Linked DNA regions of Homo sapiens: region 2 is linked to region 1. A link is a contact called in ENCODE Hi-C or POLR2A ChIA-PET data. All regions are on one chromosome and are shown on one strand. The core of a region is the stretch at or near the end of the contact, and the rest is flanking DNA. Distances in the headings are between cores, read along the strand shown.

The links. Hi-C counts contacts between places; a loop is a spot of excess contacts on that map. ChIA-PET counts read pairs that join two places held with the same protein, here RNA polymerase II (POLR2A).
Region 2: a map of endothelial cell of hepatic sinusoid shows a loop between it and region 1 (5-fold over the local background). The contact joins two enhancer-like sites. A Hi-C loop is called at or near these places in 1 of 168 maps with a recorded cell type or tissue (endothelial cell of hepatic sinusoid). POLR2A ChIA-PET finds 5 or more read pairs at or near these places in 4 of 52 experiments (Caco-2, RWPE1, T-cell and 1 more).

What each region holds. Positions count from the first base shown.
Region 1 is chr2:191,227,511-191,234,775 of GRCh38, reverse strand. It overlaps MYO1B-AS1 (MYO1B antisense RNA 1), which reads left to right. Exons shown (of 4, transcript NR_186085.1): 3 at 2,799-2,909; 4 at 5,522-5,611. Among named protein-coding and RNA genes, the nearest start is that of MYO1B, 14 kb to the left of the region's middle. Within about 2 kb of position 5,760, at least 4 of the 41 ENCODE cell types and tissues checked have a DNase peak (open chromatin) inside an H3K27ac peak, as active enhancers do.
Region 2 is chr2:191,262,334-191,269,066 of GRCh38, reverse strand. The region is part of intron 1 of MYO1B (myosin IB); the gene reads right to left. Among named protein-coding and RNA genes, the nearest start is that of MYO1B-AS1, 20 kb to the right of the region's middle. Within about 2 kb of position 2,942, at least 2 of the 41 ENCODE cell types and tissues checked have a DNase peak (open chromatin) inside an H3K27ac peak, as active enhancers do.

The DNA of each region.
Region 1 (7,265 bases), core at 4,511-7,010:
ACAATGACTCAGGATCAATTGTATTTCATCTTTTCAGTACTTATTTCACAGCTGAGCACTTCTCAGAGTTATGAACATGAGTCCAGTTTTTGACAAGCCACAGCAAAGGCCAAAAGAATGAGCAAAATTATCCACTCTGAAACCCACATGGGACAGCAGGAAGTAAATAGACAGCATCTGCCATGGCTTATTACAGCATACATGTTACACTAGGCCCCAAATCAATCCCAAAATGGAAGTCTTGGGTTATGGGTCTTTCACCACAGGAAAGCAACATACACATATATTCAACAATAACACTTCATAAATCTCTGCCCCAGTCACCGAACTTTATCTCATGTGGTGCCAATAAGAAAGAGGAATATCTTAAAACAGCAGGAGGAAATTACAGTTTCACATACAGAATCCTTCAATATCACTATAGAGACATCTTTTTACACAAGTAAAACATGGAACTATCTTCCTTAGGGTGAGTCCAAAGTGTCTGACACAAAAATAGTGTCTGATAGACTTCATGTTTTGAAGTTTAATTCATCACTTAAAAGGAGGTAAACTAGAAGAAATTAAGTTATTTATAAAACTGTAGTTACATAATAGGCACCACCCAGGGCATCCTGAATGAGGATAGAAGAATATTATATGGCCAAGGACCATACATGGTAGGGGTAGGGTTCTGAATCTGGGATTGACAAGCTTTATGCCAAAGTGTGTGTGGTTGCGTGTGTATGCACCACATAAACACACATAGATGTACACAGGCTCACTCACAATCATGGTACGTGTGCATTTTTCTCTGCGGAAAGCATTTTGACCATCCCTTAGATTCTCCCAAAAGGCCTTTGACTCACAAAATGCTACAAATCACTCCTCCATAGCAAATATTTCCCACATTTATAAGCCAGGGGATGCTGCTATCAGGTGAGATTCAAAATTATTGGACATGTGATGATGAAAAACACATTACTGGAGTACAGAAGCATTGGTGCGAAGCAGACAGGACGTGCCCACTCAGATGGGAGTGAAAGGGAAAGTGACTTGCAAATTAATAAAGTAATGCTGTCCAGCGTTCCGCTCTAGAAAACTGTTATCTGAGATGTTTTTGTAATCTTGAACCCCCTATTTTGGTCAGGGCCCAATTAAGAAAACAGAAACCACTGTAGGTGTCTCAAACGGGTTTAATGCAGGAACTTGTTTTTTGGTGTTTTTGGTTTGTTTGGTTTGGTTTGGTTTGGTTTTGAAACAGGGTCTCGCTCTGTTGCCCAGGCTGGAGTGCAATGGCACAATCACAGCCCACTGCAGCCTCAACCTCCTTGGCCCAAGCAATCCTCCCACCTCAGCCTCCCAAGTAGCTGGGACTACAGATGTACGCCACCACACCTGGATAATTTTTTAGTTTTTTGTAGAGACAGGGTCTCACTTTGTTGCGTAGGCTGGTCTCAAACTCTTGGGCTCGAGCAATCCTCCCGCCTCAGCCTCCCAGATTGCTGGGATTACAGGCATGAACCACCATGCCTGGCCAAGAACTTGTCATACCTGTGATGGAAGAAGCAGAACCCAGGAATTAAGAAGTGGGGTAACAGAAAGAATAACAACAGTCAGAAGCCACTAACTCCCCCAGGGCTGGAGAAACTCAGGGAGAAGATGGTGTTACCAAAGCCTGGAAGATAGGAGAAGTCAGAAGCACAGTGCGGGGCATTCCTGACAGATGCTGAGACAATGAAGGGAGGGGCTGTTCGCCAGCAGCTAAAATCATAGAGGAGAAGCAGCCACTGCCAGAGACACCATCAAAACAGGCAGAGAGGAGGTGAAATTCCCTGGCTTCCTCCCTCTTCCCACTCTCCAGTCTTCTGTTTATGCTTCCCTTTGGTTCAGCCTATGTGGAAGCCAGAGGGCAAGGGAACTGGAAAATGCAGTCCCCTGTGATAGACAGCAGAGCAGGGGAAAGGCCAGAGCAACCAGGGACATCACCAGCACATTCCCTTTTATGAAGATGATGTTGGGATGGGTTTGAAGAGGAAAGCCAAATCACTATGGGATTCTTCATTGATATGGAGTGGGAAATGGAGGTGAAACAAAGAAAGACAGGGAGGAAAAAGGGGGTTGGCAAAGATTGAAAATAAAGAAGAAAATGAGAAGAGGAGTAGTGGAGGAAAAGGTGCAAGGGAATCTCTCCAAGGTTGCTGGGACAGCTGCTCTGATTAGAGGCTCCATTCATACTCCAGGAACAGCAGTAGGCTAGAATAGGCCGATAAAAGAATTAGAGAGCTGCAAGCAACCTTAGGAACCAGTAGAGAACTAAAATCCGTAATTTGATGTTACTGAAGTTTGTTTAGATTGAATTCATTATTGATGGAAATTAATGTGAATTTAATTCTCTCCTGTCAAAATGGAATTTAAATATCTTTCAAGAAACTTATGAAGGGATTTCAGAAAGCCAAATCACTGCAGGCCCTTCTGTTCAGCACAAAGGGAAAAAGAACTGAGAACAAACAAAGCAGCAGAAAAAATGTGTGTGGGGGGATAGGGTGTGGGAGAAAAGAGCCCAAGGGATTTCTTTAGTAATGTTTGTTTATGGCTGTTTCAAATTAAGGAACTAATTTTGGATTGGGGAATAAATAAAGTTCTTTGAGAAAAAGAAGACTATTGCTAAGAACACAACGCCGCCTAGAGTTAAGGGGGAAAAAAACCTCTAATCACACTTAAGTTGGCTTGTTTATTTTTCTGATGTTAATGTGTTTGTGAAAAGAACCCAACTCTTGCTATATTTCTTAATGTTTCCTGTTTGGCTGCTCATCCAGATAAATAACCAGCACCTCTGCCTGCTTTCCTTACTCAAATCTTTGATGAGACCATCTTTTCAGAAGAGGCAGGTGCAGCACCTTTGGAACCTGCATTAACTCTCCCAGCAGGTCAGTAGTAATTCAAAGCCCATACTATACTTCCTGGGTTCCATGGACTCTACTTCATGGGCTGGTGCATGGGATTTTGCCAGATGATTAAAGATGTCTTGGCCCAGCAATATGCTTTGGTTAAGAGCTTAATAGAAGAAAGTCCTTATGAAAACAATCAACTTTTAAAAGGCCAGTTATCTGGTTTGAAATAGAACCTTCAAAGTGGGATTGCTAGAGCGCCCGCCCTGGCATACCTGAGCTGTGGCTGAGGAGTTTGTACAAATGACATAGGATTGTTGCTGGCTTTTACTGAGCTGTGCTCAGCAGCATAAGAAAGGAAGCAGAGGCCTGTCTGAAGCTATAAAGTGTTTCATGAAATAATTTTGCCAGTATGAAGACTTCATCCAGGAATAGTTTTTGTTTTTGTTGTTTGAGCCACCCAAAGAGAATATTGCTATGAGAAGTTTCCCGTTTAATATTCAGTCTCAACCAAGTTATTAATAGAAAGTAGTTCATGGCAACCATTTCTAATGTGCTGATAAATGCCTAATATTACAACAGCCAATGAAATATTGATCTTCTTATGTGGATTTTCTTAAAATAGTCGCTTTGGTCCTACCTTTTAGAATGCTGAAAATGTGCCATTTCTGAAATACATCTTCTTAGCCATTTTCGTTGTAGCTTGCAGGCCATATTTTTCAAATTCATGAATGCATGAATCCATGCTAATTCAAAGAGATGTTGGTACTGCAGAGAGCACAAGGTGCTATTCCCACTTTAAGGAGTTTATGATAATCCGCTAAATCACCAATCTGAGTTATCAGTTCAATCCTTTTTTCTTCTCTACCACTAAAGCTCCTTAAAGGTAATCATTATAATATTGACAAGTTATTAAATGCCTACAATAATAAGCCAGGCACAATACTGACTTCATTTAATGCTCACAAGAATCCGAAGTGATAGATAAATTAATCATACCCCTTTTAGAGAAATGGAAGTTGAGTTTCAGCTAGATTAATTTCCCAAGAGTTACATAATTTGTATGCAGTGGGACTCAAATTTGTATGCTGGGACTCAAACTCGTAATTTCAAAGCTCATGCCCTTAACCACTATAGCTAGAGCTGGCTTCTTGGGGTGGCACCTGGGCCATAGCACGGGGCCCAATGCCTCAAAAGACCCACACTTGGATTAATGCTCTGTTACCACTGTCTGGAAACTCTTAAAGAGGGGTCCTGCGTTTTTATTTTGCTCTGGGTCTCATAATTCTTGTACCCAGTCTTGACTACACCACATTTCCTGACATCCTAGATGAATACTATATGTGGAGGTTTTAAAATGTGTCCACAAATTCTTCAACAGTTTTTCCTCCAAAAGATAGAACCTAATTCCCACCCATCACTTAAGTGTGGGCTAGCCTAATGACTCACTTCTAAAATATGACAGAAGTGGTGGTGTGTGTGTGTGTCTTCATGATTAGTAATAAAACACATGGTGGCTTCTGGCTCTTTGGATCACTTGTTCTGGGAAAAACCAGACGCCATGTTGTGAAGATACTAAGGCAACCCTTGGAGACGTTCATGTGGTACGGAACTGAGGCCTCCTGCCAGCAGCCGTGTTAAGTGAGCCATCTCAGAAGCATTCAGACAAACGTTCAAATGACTGCACCCCCAGTCCAGGGCTCAAATGCAGGCTCATGAGAGACCCTGAGACAGAACCATCCAGACAATCATTAGATAACTACTGTATCACAGAACGCTGGAATTTTAAAAAATGACAGGAATATGCAGTTAAAAGGTGAATATGGCCAGGCACGGTGTAATCCCAGCACTTTGGGAGGCTGAGGTGGGCAGATCGCTTGAGCTCAGGAGCTCGAGACCAGCCTGGGGAACATGGTGAAACCCCATCTCTACAAAATATACAAACATTAGCCAGGCATGGTGGTGAGCATCTTTGGTCCTAGCTACTTGCAGGGCTGAGGTGGAAGGATAACTTGAACCAGGGAGGCAGAGGTTGCAGTGAGCTGAGATTGTGCCACTGCATTCCAGCCTGGGCAAACAAGTGAGACCCTGTCTCAAAAAAATTTTATAAAAAGGTGAATACATCTTATGTCCTCCAATATTTGGTGCAATGTTAAAATTAATTTTAAATCTCTTCAGAGTGTATAGACATTTTATTCTTTTATTTTGTTTTGTTTTGAGACAGAGTCTCACTCTGTCACCCAAGCCCGGAGTGCAATGGTGCCATCTCGGCTCACTGCAACCTCCGCCTCCCAGGTTCAAGCAGTTCTCCTGCCTCAGCCTCCCGAGTAGATGGGATTACAGACGCCTCTCACCATGCCCAGCTAATTTTTTTGTATTTTTAGTAGAGACGAGGTTTCACCATGTTGGCCAGGCTGGTCTCGAAATCCTGACCTCAGGTGATCCACCTGCCTCGGCCTCCTAAAGTGCTGGGATTAGAGGCATGAGCCACTGTGCCCAGCAGAGGTATTTTATTCTAGGGGCCATGTTAACAATGCACTTTAGTAAGTGTCAAAAGTCTTCTTTCTACATTGTGTGAAGGCCTTTCTTTAATTTGAGCCACAGCTTTTGATTGTAACAACTGACATTCTGTCCTGATTATTAATTCACAGACAAACAGACACATTTCTTTCACAAGAGCCACCTCCTTTCTAATTGAGAAGTCTGTTGCTCTTGGTGTTCTCCGGCCTGCCACGCCTACGTTGTGTGGCCTGGAGTTGTACCCTAGTGTGCTCCAACAGCATTTCTTCCGCCTGTCTGGCATGGAACTGGGCCACCTGGCATTGCTCTCCTACAGCTGCCTGGCTTTTCTGCTATCATCCGACTCTGCATGATCCTGCCCAGGGGAGTAACAAGGAATAAGCAAGCCATCCCCAAGTGCTGCCAGATTGGCTCCATCCCATACCCATGTTCTTCAGGATCTGGTCACACCGGTTAATAGGAGAGGTAACAATGGTTCACACATGCAACAATGGATCCACTTGCAAAATAGGTTCAACACAGGCTGTGCAATAATATCCAAACATCTGAATCCTAAGTGTGAATTCCAGTTCAACAGCACAGACATTTAAAATCTAATGCCTAAAGTCAGATTTTAGGCATCTGATTTTAATCATCTTGGGGTGGCAGAGGTTGCAGTGAGCTGAGATGGTGCCACTGCACTCCAGCCTGGGTGAAAGAGTGAGATCCTGTCTCAAAAAAAAAAAAAAAAAAGTATGTCCTATGTCCTCCAATATGTGGTGCAATGTTAAAATTAATTTTAAACCTCTTCAGAGTGTTTCAAGCAATCCCTTGCTCGGGGACTTCCCTCAACATACATATATAATACCCAAAGGGCATGCCTAACCAGGACCACAGGGAATAGATGCAGCCAAACTTAAGCTTCCTCCTTCTGCATGGTAAAGAAACCTTATATATCAAAAGCAAATTATTACACTTTAACATAGAAAATTAGAGGAATACGGCACCCTTTTAACAGAACCACAAATGAAGTGGAAGTTATCTATATCTGAGAATAAGATGGGCTAAGCTTATTGAAAATGTCGACTCCAGACTTTGTTTTTTCACTAAACTATATAAGGCAAAACAGAGGAGAGTGATGATAAAGGGTGGGGAGGAGGGGAGAGAGGAAAGTCAGGAGAACTGTATGATCATCACTGTTCTACAGAACCAGTCATAAATCCATTGTTCTCAAGGAAACCAATTCACTTTAAATTGTCTGATTATTCTGATAGCAGATATGGCCAAGTATAACTAAAACCTAATACACCTAAATGAGTATTTTCAACAGAAGCATAAAACATGTGTTTATTATCCTGACAGGTCCCCCCCCTCCCGCACCCAGTGCTGTGGTCCTCTTCTAAATCTCATTTTTTAACTGAGTGCTTCAGATGTTGAAGGTTGGGCCGGTCAGCCCCATAAGACAGGGAACAGGGTGGGCAGAGCTCCCAAGAGAAGCCTTCTTTGTTGCTTCTCACATTGTGCAGGTCCTAATCTCAGTGCAGACAGGACCAGAGCCAGGAAGATTTGTACTACTTGTGGTTATTGACTAGCTTATGATTGTGCTTTTTTGTTTTGTTTTGCTCCTCTCTACCTTTTTTTTTTTTTTTTTTTTTGAGACGGAGTCTTGCTGTGTTGCCCGGGGTGGAGTGCATGGCGCCATCTTGGCTTACTGCAACCTCCACCTCCCAGGTTCAAGCAATTCTCCTGCCTCAGCTTTCTGAGTATCTGGGATTACAGGCACCTGCCACCACGCCCAGCTAATTTTTTATATTTTTGGTAGAGACAGGGTTTCACCACATAGGCCGAGCTGGTCTCGAACTCCTGATCTCAAGTGATCCACCTGCCTCAGCCTCC
Region 2 (6,733 bases), core at 1,693-4,192, 37 kb before region 1:
TTAATGTGACTAAACTGTACACTTAAAAAAGGTTAAAATGGTAGATTTTATGTTATGTATATTTTACCAAGTTAAAAAAGAAATTCCTTAGCAGAGAACACATGATTCCACAGCCTTTCTCCTTAGTCCAATCTCTCCCCTGCACAGTCCCCACTTACACACACACAAAGATGCCAAGGCCTGCCACAGCACCTTCAGCCAGACCACAGCTAACTGAGTGGTGGGTATACACCAGCCCAAACAAAGCTTCCAAAGATCTGCCAGCAGGACACAGACACCACAGTCAGGTGGCTGTGGGCAGCAGAGCATGGAGCTCATAGAGATCCAGGGAACAGCTATCATGCGGGTGAACCTTCCCAGACTCCTCCAGAGGAAGCCTATCTGAAGAGAAGAATGAAGCATGGTGACAGACCATGGCAGGCAGACAGAACAGCTGCCTTTGCTGCCCAGAGTGGTTCTAGCTGTAGGCCCTCGAGAGGTTCCACTGAGCCTCTTGTCAGACATAAATACCCCCCAACTTAAACCAGTGTCAATAACCATTCCTCATAGGAGACATGCTGTGAGCAAGCCAAATCTTACGGACTGAATGCTTGCGTCCTCCCAAAATCTATTATGTTGAAGCCCTAGCCCCCAGTATGATGATATTTGGAGGTGGGTCCTTTGGAAAGTAATTTGGTTTAGATGCAGTCAGGAGGGTGAGGCCCCCATGAAGAGATTGGTGTCCTTATAAGAAAAAAAGAAACCAGGGTTCGCTCTTTCTCTGTAGTGTGAAGACACATCAAAAAGGCAGCCATCTGCAAGCCAGGAAGAGGACCCTCACCAGAAACTGAATCTACCAACAACTTGATCTCCCACTCCGCAGCCTCCAGAACTGTGAGAAATAAATGTCTGTTCTTTAAGCCACCCGGTCCATGGTATCTTGTTACAGCAGCTCAATCAGACCAATATGCCAAAATACTTCCCTTCCCTCACAATTGTGAGTTTGTTTGTCTGCTCTTCCCCTGGAGAAGGGAGGTTTAAGTTCTCAATGTGCACAAGCCCCATGCCTAACAGCGTGGCTGACACACAGGGCTCTGGTGTGTAGAAAGAAAATGAATAAATAAATGCATATTAGACAGGCACAGCCCATTCTTCTGTCCAGGACGGTTTCCATCATCGCTACCCTTCCACTCCAGGTCATAACTGGCAAAGGACCATCAGAGAGCCTCGATGACACACCAGGAATGTCCTCATGAAGGATTAAAGTTAGAAACCAAAGGACAAGACACTTCCTTAGTATTTACCAACCAAAAACGCAAACTGGGTGAAAACTGGATTCTATAGGACAATTTACTCAAGCAGCATTATTCTCAAAGGTGATGGGGCTGGTGGGCCACACAGAACCACACGGGGTGCCCTGCAGGGCTCCCTAAAGCATTGGAGAAAGTGAGTGCCCCGACATGCATTTGTGGAAAGACTTAGGTGATGGCTGATTTTCATTCCTACCTACACACTTGCTTAAAGATATTTATATAAGGTGTGTCTATTCATGGCATTTACCTCACCAATTATAATTCTCTCATTTTCCAATCCTTAAATTCACTGTGAAAGCCAACTATATATTGAGAAACCCCTCACCTCATTTTCTCTAAAGCTTTCTGCTGAAAATGTCTAATGGAATGCTAGTAGGAGGGCTTTTGTTAAAATCTTGGATTATGGAAGAAATAGGCACAACTACTGGGCAATTTCCATATAGTATGTTGTTGACTTGTGTTCAAATTCTGGCTAATACAAAGGACATGAAATTACCAGGCAATGAAGAAATCCAATAGATTTAAACAGGAAGTGAAAACAAACAAATGGATAAAAGCAAATGGAAGCCCATTTGCCATACCTGACTCCAACCTTAAAAAGCTGTGAGTGGGAGGGGCTATTAATTCAACATTCTGGTTATCTAAGGGTTAACACCCTAGGTTTTGTCTCTGCATAGGCAGAGAGGGACAGGCACCACCAAGATCAAGGTCTGTTTCTGTCTGAGTATAGAAAAGCTGGCCTTACATCAATAAAAGTCATCAACAAGGAGATACCCTTAATCAACCACCCTCAATCCCAGGCACAGGCCAGTGATTAAGGACTGAAAGACAGCATCTAGAACCTTACAATTTGCAAACTGACGAGAGGGAAAAAAGTTTTTTCCCAACTGTGTAAAGTGAGAATGACAAAATATACCATCTAGACTAATTAGAAGAAATTGAGTCAAAAATAACAGCGGCTGCTATAACAACATGGAAGGTTTTGGATTACCAGTTACCAACTCTCACTTGTGACGTAAGGGCAAAATTTCTAAGTGCCTTTGTTTATAATTAAAGAGCAAGGAGAGAGACCTTAGAATCCCAGGCAAAACCTTCCTTTAAAAAAGAAGGCGGTGGAGCCAGCTGGTTTCTAGAAGAGCCAGGGCGAGGATGAAGCTTTTCTGACGGGTCTGAAAATGGTCTTTCACACCTATTCTATTACATATACCCTTCAGTCTAATTCCTAAATCACCAAGCTCTTCACAACACTGCACCATTTTTCAAAGAGTTTTTGCTTCTATATTACAGAAGGCTTGCAGCAATAGTTTACCACCAAGGATCCTTTCGATCCACCCCATTGTGGTACGGCACAGGCTGTGGAGCCACAGACCCAGGCTGGAATCCAAAGGAATTCATCTCTGGAATTCAAATTTCTAATCTAAAAACTCAGGGATGACAATATCTATTCCACAGGGCTGTTATGTAGCCTGACTGAGAGAGCAAACTCATTAGATGAATTTCTCCCTCTCCAATGCCCCTTTCTTCTTCTCACCCTGAAGAGCTTACCTACTCTTCTGTCCTGTCTCCTAGCAGGTGTGTCCAGGTAACTAACCTAGTGAGTTACCTCATTTGCAGTTGATCTTACATGAGGTTTAACACCCTAAGGAGGAAATGCAGCCAACACCACTGTCCCTACAGTCATTTCCCGGAGGAAGCTCTACAGAGTCATGGCAGGAATGGCTGCCAAAGGGCAGGTCAACTTCAGAGAGCACACACCCCACTCCAAGGCTGGGTCTGAAAGTCATGCCCTGCCTCCCTCTCCACCCCCTCAACATGGACCCCCCACCTGCCACAACCCTAGAAGGTCCAGAATGGGCAGCATGCAGCCCAGCTGTAGGGGAACCGGTCGTCATGCTATACAGCTCACAATGACTGGAGAATTAATGAGCTAACGTCTGAAAAAAGGCTACAAATTCCTGAGGGACGAGGCAGCCAAAAACTATAAACCGCTGTTACATCCAGAAACACAAACTCAGCTGTACAGGGGAACATGCTAATTATAACGCACGGACTTTTCAATGCGTTCCTTCGAGGCAGATTTTAAAAATTCCAAGAAGTCAATGTGTTTAGATTGGCAAACCTGAGACCCCGGAACCCCTAAGTGAACGTAAAACTGTTCAAATATAACTGGCACACCCGACTCTGATTTGTTCCTGGTGGGTGCACAGACGCCAAGAAAGACTGGTGATTACTGAATTGAATATAGCCACCAGAGGAAAACCAACTTCCCTTCCAAATGAATCAGCTTATTAATCAGAGGGTCTCAATCTCATTCCATGTGCTAAGATCCTCAACAAAGTCTTACACCACTTGTAGATTCATTCCTCTGTTCTCTTTATGCCTGATCGGATCATGCAATCACTCAAGGTACACCTTCATTATAATTAAAAATACAGTGATTTGCACCTGGTAGGCACTCACATAGGGTTTCCTCTACCCATTAGTTTTGGAGGCCACTCCGGATTGGTTCTGAACAAAGACACTCACATAAAACAGCCTGGGATACACTATGGCAGAATGGCCTTCTTTAAAAAAAAAAAAAAAAAAACAGGGGCCTTCCCATCGTTCAGGCTCTTTTAGTGACAATGGAGAGAAATGTACTGAATTTAGTGCACTATTCTTGTTTGTAGGTTAAGGAAGAAAATTATCCCTCCAGAAAACAACAGCTTTGGCATTCTGCAACAGATCATAGGTTACAACGACTACTGCAGTGGTTCTGGAAAAAACATCCACAAGATCCAAGTTGCAGGCCCAGCTCTGCAGCTAGCTCACAGTGAGACACTGGGCACACTGCCACCTTCAAGCCTCAGTTTCCTCACAAAGCGTATAACACATCATCTCCTAGGATCTTGTCCCAGCTTCCAACGCTGTTGATTCAACAAAAAAAAACAAGGCTCAACTCTGGAAAGACTGAGTTTGCTCATTCTGGGATGAGCATGCATCCTAGATCTGGTTATAGAGAATGTTAAAAACCAAAAAGCCAGCAAATGCCAGACCACAAGAATCTCTCTCAGTGACATTACTCAGAGGCAAAGGAAAGCAGCTCTCTTTATTCTGATCTCATAACCAAAATAAAATATATTAAGAGTGCAACCATACACAGCACAGAAAGATGCACAGAATAACCAGGTAAGTTAGGCCATCAAGGCACATTTGAGCATGTTTTCTGTGTGTTTACAATACATGGTTAGCTACAAAATGGAACTGGCTACTTTTAAAAATTCACCTAGTTAGGAAAGCAAAAAAAAAAAAGTCTAAAGATTACAAATTAAGTAATCTACATGTAAAGGAGGGGAAAAAATATGCATCACTCAACAGTGAAGCTTTGGTAATGCCTTCATACTCAAGGTTTAAAAAAGTTTTTTAGAATAATAAAAATTCAGAAGCTTCCTCAAGCAGTAATCCACTAAAATAAAGTCCAATAAACTATGTAAACAAAGGCAGAGATATTTATACATTTACATTAGGATTTCATGAATGTTTATTAGTTGAGAATTGATCAAACAAAAATAGCTAAGATGTTCCAAAAAAGACACTGATAATGTAAATTGAGAAATAATTTTTAAAGAAAATAGCTAAACTGCTGCAGTGGGTTATTTCACCTACACTGATTAAAATCAACAATTATATTAGAATTTGGAAACATTTTCTAGGTCAATTTCTGGTTTTTCTAATGTTGGAAGCATTCCTTTTAAAATCAAAGGCACCATAATTCTTACATATCCTTAAATACATTCTGAAGTATTTATGAAGAACAAAAGACACTACAAACAAATCAACCTATAAGACATGCCATAACTAATCATTTTTAAGTCACAAATAAAATGTTTACTGAAATTTTTGTTTATAAAATTCACATTTATAAATGTTAACTAAATTTGAATAGTTCTGCTAATTTCCAAATATTCTACAGGATACAGCAGTTACTTCATATATTTATATAAGGAGACATACTGACAACACCCCCACACACAGTTTTTTCTCCTTGAATACAGCACATGTTAATAACCTGTAAAGCTATAGGAAAATCCATTTTTAAAGTTAATTACCTTGACCACGTATGGAGCAATAAAACAAATTTTCCCAAGAAAAGTTTTGGTAAGAAATAAAACATACAATAGTGAACTACCTTGTAGAAACCCGATTAAGAAAAGTTAACTTCCTTCTACAAGTAGTTTATCAAAAAAGGGGCTTTCAAAATACATTATTATATTATAAATCATCAAAACTTAAAATTTACATTTCTACCCTTACGTCTGTCTCTCAATAGGTGGGTAGAAAAACTAGAGTTCTTTTTAAATGACAAAATTATAAGGCCCCTCTGGTTTAGAAATTAAAACTGCTTACCAACTTTTCTTCTCCATTGCTTTTTCCACTGATTTAACTAGCACTTTAGCCTTCAGTTCATATGAAAGAGAGAGACAAACATTCGTTGTGACAGGGAGAACACACTAAGTACAACAAATATTTTGCAAGCAGATAAGAAGGGGAAAGTAGGTCAATATCCTGTGGCTAGGAAGAGGCAGCCTCAGCTTCCATACAGGGCTGTTTTATATGAGTTAATCATATAAAGTTGATCGAGAGTCCATCATGGATACATGCTGGACTCTTCTGTTGACAACCTCCCACTCTGACCCATGCTACTGGTATACAAACAGTACTTAGCAGGCAATGAAAGAAGAAAGAATGAGAGACACATCTACTGCTTCTCATGCATGTGCAATCTAACTGAGGAAAGAATACTTAAGAGTAAGATAACCAGTATAATATGTTCATATAGGGCAGGCGATTCACCTCAAAAGGAGGAATATAGAGATGAACATTTCTGTTTAGAGGTACAGCTACTATCATACAGCAGGAGAATCACAGAAGGATAGCTGAAGAGGTGAAACTCGACCATGAAAGGTGAGTTGGATGTGATTAAGCAGAAAAGAAGTTTAAAGCAAGAATAAAAAACATATTCAGAAGACGGTGACCTGGCAGAATGGTAGCAGAGGACGGCCGGTATAGGAGCCTGATGAACAATGAAGCTGGGATGAAAGGTAAGCCAAGGCTAGACTAGGAGTCAGACCTAAGGAGCTCACAGGTGTTAGAGTGGTGGGAATGGGTGGGCGGGGAGAGAGAAGCATTACATAGCCTAACCAGCGCATCTGTGCTACAGTCATTACTTATGTCACACATCAAGATGGCAACAACTAAGGCTCAGAGTCACTGGTGATGGTCCCATGGAAGATAAAACTGAGGTCAGCCACTACATACAGATGACAGGGAGCCACCAAAATGATTTTGAGCACAATAGAGACAACAAATTTAAAGGAGGCTTAAGCAGAGGATGGGCAGTCTGAATTTGTTGGCAAAGCGACTAAATGCAGGGAGGAGGACTGCTCTGTGCAGTTGTTCAG